Regions from separate parts of the Mus musculus genome. Here all the other regions are linked to region 1. Evidence: chromatin contacts called from ENCODE Hi-C data. All regions are on one chromosome and are shown on one strand. Each heading gives the region's core, a stretch centred on a gene start or an enhancer-like site at or near the end of the contact. The rest is flanking DNA. Distances are from core to core; before and after follow the strand shown.

Region 1 (4,449 bases), core at 580-3,079:
ACATACCAACAGGAAGCAGAGAAGCAGGGCCCAGGGACCTGCACTGTCAGGTCTCCAGAGCACACCCCTTAGGAACACTCTCAAGTCAGGTTTGAAAAACCTGTGGCTAGGTGGTTGTGTTAAAACCCCATTACAATCGGCTATCTCATCTGTCTTTGAGTTCCTTCAGTTGGTGCCTTTTACCTAAGTCAGCATGTTTCAGAGAAGGAGGGAGGGAGAGAGAAGGAGGGAGGGAGGGAGGGAGGGAGGGAGGGAGAGAGAGAGAGAGAGAGAGAGAGAGAGAGAGAGAGAGAGAGAGAGAAGAGACTCTTAGAAAATAAAAACACTCTGACCCCACCCAGAAGATAAAAATCTGTTAAATTCTCTAAAGCCAACAACACCTTCACCTCCTCTTCATCAAGCCATGAGAGGGAAGTGGATTCCTCTGGGTTCTGGAGAATGGCGGCTCTGCCAGTCCCCACCTCACCAGCCTGATAGTTTTTCCAGAGCAATTCCTGCTTGATATGCAGCCTTGAAGCTAACGTCTGCTCTCATTCATTCTCCTAAGTCCTCTTAGGCTAGTCACGTTAGGGGGTGTCCCTCGTCTCTGCTCCTGGCCCTACTTCCCCCTTTCGGAGGGAGCACTCGGCCTTTCTGAAGCGTGACAGGGAACCCAGACTCACAGGTCTGCTGGTCTGCACTTTGCAACCTAGACCCAAGCTGGGCCGGCGCGGGTGGCGGGTGGGGGTGGGGGTGCAATCGGCAAGCCCCAGGCCATAGACTCTGAACCAGCCACCGCAGGGGGACAGCTGTTGAAGGAGTTTAATTCTTACTGAGAGGACAGCTCCTGGATCCCTTGCTCTAAAGCAGGCGCACGCACAGTGTGCGGGATCTGAGGCACTGAGGAGCCGGAGAGCAAGGAGATTCCTAACCCGAGGAACTGCGAGGCGGGCCCGTTAGCTCCAGGCAGCCGGCGTCCGCAACTGCCGGGCAGCAGCAGTGAGAAGGGGGGAAGAGAAACCGGTCTGGCTGACAAGTAAACAGGGTCTTCCATCTGGACCCGCCGGCTCAGCCGGATCCTCAGACACCCTCCCTTGCACCCCTTGCCCTCCCGCAACTACTCCTCCAACTCGCTCGGAGGGTCGGGGGACCCCAGCCAGAGGCGAACGCTGCTCCTGCCCGCGCAGATCTCGGCCTCTGGCGTGAGGAAGCTGGCCGCCAGACTAGTGCCTGGCGCCGGGGCCAGGTCGTCTGGGTGCCGGGTGGGAACCGACCCGGCGATCTCCCGCCCGAGACTCTGCTCCGCGCCCCGGGTCCCCAGGTTTCAGCTGCCGGGTCTCGCAGCCCCTTCGGGCGGCACAGTGGGAGCCTGCGGGATTCCACAGTGGCGCAAGGAGTGAGGGGTAGATCGCCCTGGGCGGGAAGGCTGGCCGGCCTCCTCGGAATGGGGGACTCGCCACCCGGAGGAGACCGCGCGAAGCCGGGGCGCGGAAGGAAGGGAGAGCGGCCACGTCTTCCGGGACCCCGGCGCCCAGCCCTCCCGCCGCCCCGGTCGGCCCTCTCCCCGCGCCCACTGCCCAGCCGCTTACCTTAATAGTCCCGTCCATTTGGCCAAGTCTGCAGCCGAGCCCCCCAATATTCCACACATTGACCCGGTTACAGCCTGACCTCGTAGCCCCTTCAGATTAGCCCGGCGCGGCCTCTTTGGCGCCCTGGGCCCTCTCTGAGTGCCCCCTGCGAGCGCCCTGCCCTCGCTCCCCTGTGCACGTTTGTTGTTGTAGCGGATCGAAAAAGAGACAGTTAACCGGATGAAACTTTTTTTCAGCTAATTTTGGGAAGTGACTTCACTTTGCGATCGGGGAGGAAGTCCTATCTCTCTCTCTCTCTCTCTCTCTCTCTCTCTCTCTCTCTCTCTCTCTCTCTCTCTCATCTCGCCCTCTCCACTCTCTGCTCTCTCTTGTCTTCCCTCCCCCACACCCCCTCGTCCTCTCCTCGCCCTGCTTTTCGCATCACTCGCTATATAAATATACGCGGGATGCCCAGTTACATTCATGCACTGCGCACACAGGATACTTGCTCCTGGGAGATAAGAGCTGGCCAGGAACAATGACGGGGTCCACGCCCAGTATCCGCTCCCTGATTCCTGAAGTCTGCAACTCCCCCATCACCTTCCCCCCAAATCCAAAGCCAAACGCCTCTGGCCTCTTTCCTTTCCCTTGGGCCTTTGGCCGAAGGTGGCCCTCCTGACTCATTCACTTTCCGTTTCTTCCCACAGATACATTCATTAATGCTTTTTCCAGCCGGAGTCAAACTTTTTTGGGGATGGGAGGAAGACGGCGGAAGAGTTTGTTAGAACAGGGGATAACCTGGCGATGCTGACCGCCAGGGGAGATTCGGATGCAGATCAAGGCAAACCTACTATTTTTAAAAAGGAAGGAAGGAAGGAAGGAAGGAAGGAAGGAAGGAAGGAAGGAAGGAAGAAAGAAAGAAAGAAAGAAAGAAAGAAAGAAAGAAAGAAAGAAAGAAAGAAAGAAAGAGAGGAGCCGAAGAGAGTTTTTGCATCTAAGCGCTGGTCTCCGGATAGGCTCAAAGCGAATTCTGGGTCCCGCGGACCTGACCTGTCAAGGGCTCAATACCTCAAGCTTTGTTAGCAGAGAGATGCCCATGCTTTGGCGCGCCTCGACTCCGGGCTCCACAGCCCGCTAAGGAGGTAGACCAGCCACAACCTAGGCTTTTTGAGTTAAATTCTCTCACCTATCAGGACCCGACGGCCCAAGTTCTTCAATACCATCGCAGCCCCCAAGGAACTGACACCAGGGCGAGCTTGCCCTCCACACTACGCAGCAGGACCCAGGAGCGCGGCGAGCCGCGGCTCAGCAGAGACCCCACCTTGGATGAGAACGGGCAGTCTAAGGGTCCAAGCTAGGGACTGTCATTCCCAACCAGCGGCGTGGCCCGCTTTACCGGCTCGGTTCTTTCTGCTATCCCCCGCGCCTCCCCTGCTGGACCCAGGAGCTCTCTTGTTAAGGCTTCTCTGGGGTATCGGCGCTGGCGGCCTGACTCCCATCTCCCAGACTTTGAAAACAGGTTACCTTTTTCCACGCTCTTCAGACCACGCTGTGGACTTTCTCACTATTATTTAAGAGTCCTCCCGGGAAAAGAGGGGAAAAATTCCAGAGCAGATCCGAATAAATTGGAAAGGAAAAAAAAATCAAGAGGGTGTCCACGGCGGCAAGAAGGTGACTTATTAATTCTTTATTTCTTCAGGAGCAATTGCGCTCGCTCGCTCGCCTCCCTCCCTCCCCCCTTCCCCCTCTCCAAATTAGTCTCATCAATTCAGCTCCAATTTGGGGTTCGAATACAGACACGGGTCTGAACGTGACCAGACCTGGAGTGGCGGTGCAGCCTGCCAGCAATTGAGACTCGGTTTACTGTGGGGGGTGGGGTGGGGGCCGGGCCCACTCCCCCTCCTCCTGTCTGCTTCTCAATCCAGGGGTCTGCTCCGGGGCTCCCCTGGGACCGCCACATCTGGTTACCGCTAGCGGGGTCAGTCCCCCCCCTTTGCCTGGGGCCACCAGTTCTGGAGTTCAATTAAAAGAAATCAGGCTTAACCCTTTCCTGCCTGCGGCCGGGCTGCCCGCCCTCTTGCTCTTCCCTTCAGCGTTTCCACATGCTTTCCAGAGAGGAAAGAGGTTAAAGGGAAAGAAGAATGAATTACATCCTTTCAAACCCCAAATTGTTTCCTTTTCAGCCCAGACATTCAAACGACAACGTAGCTTTCAGGAGGGTGCACCCAGGCTATACTGAGCCTCTTTCTGTCCGAAAGGAGTGTTTACGTCTCCCCGCAGAGGGTCTCCTTCCAGGCACTGGACAGTTACAAAGGCCACAAAATAGCCAATCCACATTTAATCACCACGCCCCCCGCCCCGCCCCGCCCTGCCCCAAGGGCCAAGTGGCAGACAATCACCAGGTTTTCCTTTCGGCTTCTGCTGATCTGGCAAACGACAGTCACGTCCATTGCTGAATAACACTCACTGGAATAATTCACTTGGAATATCCCCGAACTTCATTGAGCCCAATTCCTTCTCAACAAGAATTCTTGTTCAACAAGAATCCGGATAAAAATGAAGACTTGAACCCCCACCTCAGCTAGGGAGTATTTTTTTGTTTGTCTCTGCCTGCAAACCGGACACTGAAGCAATTTCACAATTTTGGGGCGTAGGGGCGCTGGCATAGGCTCCCCCGGGCATGACAGGCTTAGGCATCATTGCAATCTATTGACATTTTACCACCGACCCCTCCATCGGAACCTCCTCTCATTCACAGGGTTCTCCACACAGAAGAAGGCACTGTCCCCCAGTTTTGAACAGATCTGGGATAGAATGTCGGGTTCCTCCCATCCCTTGCTGTTGCTCTGGTGGGCGAGTTTGCCCGCTTATGTAACTCTGGGGATGGTGCTCCACTGGATCC
Region 2 (4,449 bases), core at 1,023-3,522, 63 kb before region 1:
CTCCTGCTGCGGTGGCAGGGGGTTGATTTTGTGGGGCTGCCCGTAGTCAGGACTCCCCGAAGCAGTCATATCTGCCTTGGGGAGATGGGCTGCCGCTCCGTATGCTGAATCAAAAAGGGACTGATCGTCACTCACCACAGACAGAGCCTCCTGCAAGAGGGGAGAAGAGATAGGACATTCAGTATCAATTGTCACCCGAGCCAGCGACACCCCAACTCTCAGATATCACAGTGGCACAGGGCAGTCCTCTCATGAAGCTGTAACTGTTCAAGGTAATAGATTCACAGTGTCAGCACAGGCTTACCCCTGCGTGGGGAGAAAGGAGTCTGAACATTGGAATGGAAGAACACTAGAACAGGTGTACTTGTTGAGTGTTCGAGCTAGAAGCCCCACAAAGGAGAATGGAGACAGGGTGGCTAAACACAGAGTTGCAAGAGGTGATACCAGTGTTGGTTCTAGCTTCCAGACACAGACAGCAGCACATTTTACTAACTGTGTGCCATAGCCACATTGCTAGGAGAGATGAAAATGAGAATTTATCCCACAGGTGAGGTCATGGAGAGCCACCGGAGAGCTTGTCTAGACCTAAGCTATGTAAGGGAATCAGGGAATCCAGAACTTCAGCTAGGTCGATTTCAGTATCCCAGTCAGTGAGGATGAATAGTTTTTTTGTTTGTTTGTTTGTTTGTTTGTTTGTTTTTTTCCTTCTGGCTTACTAGGTGAATTAAATTAGCAACTGTAGTTCAAGTGTTTGGTAAGAGTGAACAGTGGTGTGCTGAGGACTGGCTAGCGGGAATGAGTATGTCCTGTAGATCTTAGTGTTGATGATTCAGCCAAATAATTCAGGAGGAAGCTCTGATATATAGAAAAGGCAGTTAGTGTAAGGTCTCTGTAAGAGACCATGGTTTACCAATTCATACTGTACCATCTCCTGACTCAGGGGAGGCTTTTGGTAATGGGTTGAGAAACATAGCCTTACTCCTTCCAGAGACTGTCTGTTGATCAAAGCATGGAGATAAGATCCCCCCCCCCCCCCACTATTCCAAATCACATTTAGCAGCAGGGATTCAAGGCTGGAGGACAGTATTCCCCAGGGCCACGCAGTACACAAAAGCAAGCTGACCATGTTTCAGAAGAAATGGCAGCCATCTATAATCGCCTCATCATCTACATAATCTATTCCATGTAACCCGACTGTGAAGGAAAGATGGACTAATCAATGGGAAATAGCTATAGCAACACTAGGCACAGCACAAAACTCCAGAAAGACTAGCAGTGATGACCATTTGTGTTCAAACAAGGGTTCTGTTGGGTTCTTGTTCTATGCTGAATTCCGCTTCCTCTGAAATCTATATATCAAATCCCTAACCACCTGTAACTTAGAATGTGATTCCACTTGGCAATAAGACCTTTAAGGATATGATTAATTTGAAATTAGAATGTGAAGATGGGCTCTAAACTCAACTGACTCATTATAATAAGAGATTTGGACACACAAAGACCCTAAGGGTGGCTGTGTGCCAAGGACTGACCATGTAAGGCATGTAGGGAGACAGATTATCTGTAAGCCAGAGCAGAAAGCCTCAGAGGAAGCCAGCCCTGCTGGCACTCTGACCTTGGGTTTCCAGTTTTCAGAACTGTGAGCAAATAAATTTATGTTGTTTAAGCCACTCAGCCTGTGGTGTGTTGCTATGGCAACCCTGCCTTTACTTAAGAACAGAATGATAGATGATGAGACCCTTTTAAATCTTGAGGTTTGCCTACTCTCCCTACATAATTCATATCTCTGCCTGGAATGCCTTCTCTAAAGCAAATACCCTCGCTATGTCTGGACGTCCTTCATTCAGACCTAAAGGCTGCTGGAGCCCTTCTGGCTTCACCTGCTGCCCCTGGGCAGGGTCAGGGGAAGGCTGTGGCTCTGGTCTACTTGTATTTTGGTTCTTAGATCCACTCTTCATTTCGGTTAAGGTTCTGCTCTGGCTTTGTGTCTCAAACAAACTTAAACTTTTACATAGACACTTAGTGTTTAACTCCAAGTTGAAAACTGTGAAGTTATGGCTGTTCAGAAGGCTGAGCATAAATCTTTGACATTATATGGGTGTCACCAAAGATTCATCAGAGTCTCTTTGACAAAAAAAAAAAAAATGCAGAACAAGCCCCAGATCTGTTGTTGAAAGAGATGTCATCTAAGCAGATTTCTGCGGCAGAGAACAGACTATGCCTCTAGTTAGTCATGAGTCAGTCTTGAGAGTTCCAGCAAAATCATACAATGGCAGAGTTGAGGCGATCTGGGAGGCAGAGATGGACATGGGGATGCTGTGGGGGAAGGGAAGGCCCTTGTCATCACTGCCATCCAACCAGGAGGTCAAAAGCAGCAAAAGGCAGGAATGCTGAGCCCAAGGAGGACATACAGATGGTGCAGCATGCACAGCACGCAGAGCAAAGAGGTTGCACCAGGGAACAAATGGGAGAGCTAAGACTTGGAGGCTTGTTAAGGAAGTGAGATTTGCAGGCAGAAGAAACAGCAGCACAGCATGGGGCTGGCACAAGAGCAGAAGGGATGGATCCCCTTAGAACCCATTTTAGGATAAACACTTTATTTAAAACAAAGAGCCAATCAAAGGTCATTTAGTCAAGTGGCAGCATCACAGGAAGAGAGTATCCCGATTCATCCCCAAATGCCCCACACCTCTGACCCCTGACCCGGCCAGGTGCACGTACACTGATAGATCTCTCCTCACACTGCTCTTACCCTTCCCCAATCTCCTGTGCCTAATCTCAGACAGATCCCATTCCTCCAAAGGCTGTGAATACAGCTTGTACCCGTCAATTCTTCCCCCAAGAACTTGCTGTATTTCTACCATGGAAAAACCTACACTCAGTCACTTGGTTTTCAATTACCCAGCCTTGCCCTATCTGTCAAACCATTTGCGAGTTGCCACTACAACCTCTGTACAGTTCTAACTGGTTCACTGGGGTGCTTTTTAACTCAATGAAAACCTTCCTGAAAAATGTCCTGAATTTCTGGATCTTTTAAAACACACACACATACACACACACACACACACACACACACACACACACACACACACACACACACACACTCCATACAGCATGCATGCATCCTTTATGTGCACACACACAGTTGGGGGATTTATTGTATTTACAATCATTGATAGCAAAGGGCTTTCTGCCCACATAGTAGTGTGGAAAGCAGACTCTGTAGATGAGTGAGGCTGGAAAGAAAGAACCGAAGAAAAAGGTTTGTTTCCTGTTTGGCTTTTGGACTGAATCTGAAAATCAACCTAGTTAGGATAAGTTGCCAACAGCAATGCAGTAAAATATTTGGGGGCTGAGGTGCCAAAGAAGCTGATTTAATTTTCCCCATGTGAAAATTACAGTTGGGGAGGACATTCTTGCCACACCTGCCAGGAAATAGGACCCCTTTGTCATTCAAGCCTGAGACCATGCCCTGGGTGCCCTGCTGCTTCCGGGCGAGAGTGAGGACCCTTTCAAAACTGCTTTGGAGATAACAGACATCCAGGATGGAAACAGGAGAGTGGGAGAGTGCAGAGGAGGGGATGGGTGCTGGGCAGTGGTGGCAGGCCTTTGTGTCACTTCTGTGGACTGAGAAGACCATGGACAATGAGATGCAGAAGCCAGTACCAAGGTGCAGCTGCGGCAGACAGGTGAGAGTGAGTGTGCCAGGGAGCACTGCCTCTCTCTTGTAGCTTTATGAGCTGATGTTGCTACTTAATGTGTGCTCCTCAAAGCTCTATACTTGAACCTTAAAATTCCTAATGCTTAAACTCAAAGCTATTAACGGGTACTTCAAACTCTTTATAGGAATGAGCATTATGCTGCTGTCAAAGCAGCTCTAGTGGCGAGATATTGAGAAGTACCCGTCTTTGGCACGGCAGACCAAATATAAAAGGAACACCAATGGGGGATTCACCTTCACCACTGTTCTTGGTCTCTAATGAGTTTGCATTTCCCATGAACGTGGGGCAATGATGATTTCATTCAGAAAACACAGGCTATTCTTGGAAAGACCTGTTGGTTCCATGCTGCTTAAAACTAGGTTCTTTACCTCTGTACAATGCCCACCTATAAGATTTCTTAGCACCTCAGTAGGGATCACTACAAGGGAGCCCAGAACAAGCTCAACAGTTGGTTCACTAGAAGCACCTTTGCATCCCCTAGTCAGGATGCCTTGGTGCCTCACCCCTGAGCTGCAGACCTAGAAGGTGGTACAATGTTCCCTACCCCAAGTTGTCAAATATTCTAGCACAGTGGTACTCTGTGGCGACCCCTTTCCTTAGAGTCCTTTCAGAGGGACTGCTTGAGTTAGCGGGCTGAGCTCTGAGACAAAGCAGTGGACTGCTAAGGCCTAGGGCAACACTTCCCCCCATCCTCTGCTGGAGCTAGGAGATGTATACTATCAATGAC
Region 3 (4,449 bases), core at 614-3,113, 35 kb before region 1:
AGGGACATTGGACCTTCTTGGCATCTTCACTTTCATGTGACAGGGCTTGTCCACTTTCCTCTCGAAAGGGTTTCTGGATACATTCATCGGAGGTTCATAGTAGGTGGGAAATGACAATAGGACAATTGAGGATGAGCCTCTTTACACAGTACCTCTGGAAAAAACATTCATTCTCTGAACTGGGTCCTCCCCCCAAAAACACTAATTAGATTCTTTGTTTCTTCTTGATGCATTGCACTGGCAAATAATTCATGCACCTCTTCCTGGTGTAGCCGCTATATGTCCCTTGGTTTGGCGGCTTTGAGATCCTACCATAGGCATCGGCAGCAGAAAGTCCATAGAATGAGATTTCAGTGACCCCAAACCCTAGACTTCCTTTGTTTCCTAAGGCACCATCAGAAGGAAAATCTGAGTCCTCTGAGTTCGGCCTACGCTGTGTACAGAGCCCTTCTTTGCTGCTGTGAAAGCCAGTGAATCAGCCGGGAGCCTGGAATCTGCTGCAGGTCCTCTGTATTGGCAGAGGGCTTCAGCTTCTCTTGTTGGCTCTTTACTCAGGCCTCCTCTCTACTCAATGAGCTCAGGAACAAGGCTTAGGGATGGTGAGATTGAGGAGGGACTGACTCATGTAGGTGGGCATCGGAGCTTTAGTCTGCATATGCATACTGCTCACCTGAAGAACTTAAGAATTTTTTCCCAAGGACTGTGGGATATTGAGGATAAAAGGAGATGCTATAAGTAGAGACCATTTAGATAGCACAGTGCCACACAGCGAGTGCTTAGTGCACGCTCATCAAAATGGAGTTAGGGATGGAGGGATCCTGTGGAGAATGGGTCTGCATTTCAACATGTATACACCCTAAAATTTCTCATGCTAACTTGGTTGGCCAACTCCTTCAATAGGGATAAGCTGTATGTTCCCATAAGGAATATTTTGCAGTTAAGTGTGGCAATGGCAAAATTGTGTGCAGAGCACTTTCTGATACAGCACCACATAATAAATGAGACTTCTAAAATTCTCATCTCCTCCTACTCTGAAAAGGCACAGGATGCATGTTGGGAAAATAAGTGAGCGAGCGAGCTCTTAGCACAAACATTTGGGAGGATAAGACTGAAACTTTTCCCAGCTTCTGAGTTCTGCTGAGATGCCAAGCTCTTCCTAAGAGCCCGATTTGCAGCGCAGAGGCGAGTGCCTCTATTTGAGCACTTTAAGAAAAAGTGTGGGGCAGTCGTGAGAAGCAGATGGCTCAGTGGGTAAAGTGCTTGCTGTGAAAGCATGGGGACATGCATTTAGAACCCCAGTGCCCACATAAAAGCCAGCAGTGGTGGTGACTACCTGTGTGGGGCTGGATAGCAGGCAAGCTTCAAGTTCAGTGTGAGACCTTGGCTCACAAGGTGGAGCATGATAAAGGTAAGATTCCCAAAGCTAACCTCCAACACACACACACACACACACACACACACACACACACACACACAAACACACACACACACACACACACACGAGTGCATCTGCACAAGTGTGCATCCACTACACAGATACACAGACACACACACACAAAGAAAACAAACAAAATGGTAAAGACCTCTATCCAGTGTGCTTTGTACCTGGTACAAGAAAGCCAAAAACAGTAAAAGAGGACCCAGGATTTTCTGAGCCTTGTGTGCAGGTTGGACCCTCTGGATGGCCCTGCATCTTCCACAGCAAGTTTGTATATCCCGCTAGCTTCCACCCTGGTCTCTTTCTTTGCCTTCCCCACTTATATACTGAGTCCCAAAGCCATTGTTCGTTCTCACTTCTGAAAGCTAAGCACACAGTGGCAGGCCCCAAGGCCTGCGGCTGTGTGTGCCTGAGATTAAGATTTTTATCTGCTCTCTGACAATGTGCAGAGGAAATCCTGTTCCTAAACTCAGGGCCGTGAGAGGAGCGCGGCCAGCAGTTCTTCCCTCCCACCTGGGAGAGAGATCAGGACACCTGACCTGCCAGGAACATGGGCTCATTGTTTATACATAGAAAAAGCTCTTTTCCGGTCTCAGTTAATCAACTCCTCTCCTACATTTTTTTCTTTGAGCCGCAGAGCATAACAGTCTCTTGGCAGAGCTGGGTTGGGGTCTTAATGTACTAGCAGATAAGGTCCCCACGGAGGAAATGCGAACTACTGTCTAGTAAGATTTAGGAAAGAGCTTTTCCACTCTCCGTGAACCAGGAGGTTCACAGGCAGCCATATCCTCACTGCATGGACCCAGTGTGGCTCTCAAGCACTAGGAGAAGACTCCGTGCTAAAGGGCGGGTTCTCTGGTGGTCAGAGATGAGGTTGTGGGAAGCTGTAGGCTCTTCTCTTTCCCTTTATCCCTAGGGCTTAGTGGGCAGCTACTCTCACAGACAAGCTCCGGGTGACAATTAGGGGACTAGTAGAAGGTCCCTATTTTGTATGTATGGCTTGTCATATTCCTGGCTAACGTAGGCAATGCAGGCGTGCTTGGTAGTTGGAGATGCCTGTTGCTACAGGAGGACACTGAGGACACACGCTCTTTCCCGGACTTGAAGGAAGATATCCTAAGACAGAACTGCCTGGGTGTCTACCCCCAACTCTGCTTTTCCTATCGCTCCTTTCACTGCAGAGCTGGAGTGGATCTGGATCATCTGCAAATCTGCCAGGATGCCCAGGGCTATGAGCAAGAAGAAGAAGGTGTAGAACTTGCTGGGGGCAGGTGCTTACTCCCACAGAAGCACTGCGGTTATAGAAGAAATGACGTGAGCAAAATATCAGTGTTAACTCTCAGAAAACTGCCCAGCAGCAGCAGAGGTGGGGTGGGGTGGGGAGGAGGATGGGGAGAGAAAGGAGAGAGAGGAGAGGGAGGGGAGAGAGAGGGGAGAGAGAACACCGTCTCTAGAAGTGACCTGCCTGAGACCTTGCCCTCTGGCCTCAGTACCTTCATCTTTACAAGGGAACACACAGAGGACTGCTGAGACCTCTGTCTCCAGCATCCCGCCCCCTGAATTAGAATTGTCATTGAACTGATGAAGTCATACTCTCCCTGCTGTAGCGGTAAGGGGAAGCTGGGAGTGTGAAGCCTTGGCCACCTCACCTCCAGGTGCAGGTGTGGCTGAGTTGTCGCTGCCTCATTCGCAGGGGCAAGAGAAAGAGCAGCAACAGTATTTCTGTGGAGGAAGTGTGTTGGTAAACCCCAAGACGCCAGAGTATGCACTTGGGCCTGCCCTGATTCATCTTAAAGCTGAGCTCTGACGAAGGCTCATGGGAGGACCACTTTTCTGTTTTGTCTTGTTTTGTTTCAGCTCATGGGGAAAATGGACTTGCTCATCAGTCTGGAACTGGACAGAGAGGAAGTGGCTCCTGGGTGGGAAGCTATACTTCTGCCGAGCACAGGACAGAGGAGAAAGTAGGAATGCCTCCCCTCCCTTCCCCTTCAACTCCTCCGGACAGGAATAAGGCAAGAAAGCCTGGCCTGAAGAACAGGAGCCCACCCTGCTGTGAGAGGAGCTTCAGCCAGCTTCAGGGATGGGGGTATGGATGCAGGGGTGTGCGAGAGCTGAGAAAGCATCTCTTCCTAGCTCCACAGTCAGAAACATCATCCTGGTAGCCTGGCATCAGCCTCAGAGCAACCATTTGCACCATGGAAATAGGTGAACACTACACAAATCCAGACGGTAGGTTGTTCCACGTTTATCAGCACACGTGTGGCTGGAAATTTCTGCTTCTCATTAACTCCATTCAGCGTTGAGCCATTCACTAAATCTTGGTAGTGAGGGCTCAGTCTGCAGCAGACTAGCCTCAGAGGCTGATATTTAGCTCTACAGACAAGCATCAATTAGATCCAGCCTTTGAGCTGTGTGCAGATCTGGGCTGACTTCATCACAGGAACACATGGAGACGGAGACCGATTGGCTGAGCTCAGGATCTAGGCACCCCCAAGCTACACTTTCCCTTTTGAGAACTTGAAGCCGTTTCCCCTAGCTGTCATTCTGGCCTGTGAGCAGTAGACCTTGTTTTCCCAACCACTCGAACACTCAGGAGCCCTTCTTTATCAGGTAAGGAACTAAACACTTTGTGTCCGTTATCTCCCTGTATTTCATCCTCACCAGAGCCTTATGAAATAATTTCCTCATTTTACAGTTCAGGGAGGTGAGACCTGTGAGGTTGACCAGATTATAAGTGGCCTCGCTCAGAGGTGAACTCAGACTTGACTGGATCCAGGGTGTGCTCGTTCCAAAGTGGGTGTGCCCAGACCACACTTCTGATGTCAATATCGAACATGACTCTTCCTTGAAAATTTACCTCAGTCCATTGATACTAACTCTGAACATGACTGTCAAGTGAGACACAGCTTCCAGGGCCACTGTGTAGCCACAGCACCCTTCCCAAAGACATGCCACCTCCCCCACAGTATATAGTTCCTCTTCCCTCTGCCCCAGCCATGGCCCTGCCCCTG

What was found. Hi-C counts contacts between places; a loop is a spot of excess contacts on that map.
Region 2: a map of T-helper 17 cell shows a loop between it and region 1 (2.0-fold over the local background). The contact joins the enhancer-like site here to the promoter of Fli1 in region 1. A Hi-C loop is called at or near these places in 5 of 37 maps with a recorded cell type or tissue (CH12.LX, T-helper 1 cell, T-helper 17 cell and 2 more).
Region 3: a map of heart shows a loop between it and region 1 (9-fold over the local background). The contact joins the enhancer-like site here to the promoter of Fli1 in region 1. A Hi-C loop is called at or near these places in 10 of 37 maps with a recorded cell type or tissue (T-helper 17 cell, gastrocnemius, heart and 1 more).

The regions. Positions count from the first base shown.
Region 1 is chr9:32,539,623-32,544,071 of GRCm38, forward strand. Fli1 (Friend leukemia integration 1) reads right to left here and starts at 1,830. Exons shown (of 9, transcript NM_008026.5): 1 at 1,569-1,830. The coding sequence starts at 1,586.
Region 2 is chr9:32,476,624-32,481,072 of GRCm38, forward strand. Fli1 (Friend leukemia integration 1) reads right to left here. Exons shown (of 9, transcript NM_008026.5): 2 at 1-150. Among named protein-coding and RNA genes, the nearest start is that of Gm22060, 32 kb to the left of the region's middle. Within about 2 kb of position 2,273, at least 1 of the 3 ENCODE cell types and tissues checked has a DNase peak (open chromatin) inside an H3K27ac peak, as active enhancers do.
Region 3 is chr9:32,504,453-32,508,901 of GRCm38, forward strand. All of the region lies in intron 1 of Fli1 (Friend leukemia integration 1), which reads right to left. Among named protein-coding and RNA genes, the nearest start is that of Fli1, 35 kb to the right of the region's middle. Within about 2 kb of position 1,864, at least 1 of the 3 ENCODE cell types and tissues checked has a DNase peak (open chromatin) inside an H3K27ac peak, as active enhancers do; it is heart, where a contact is called at or near this core.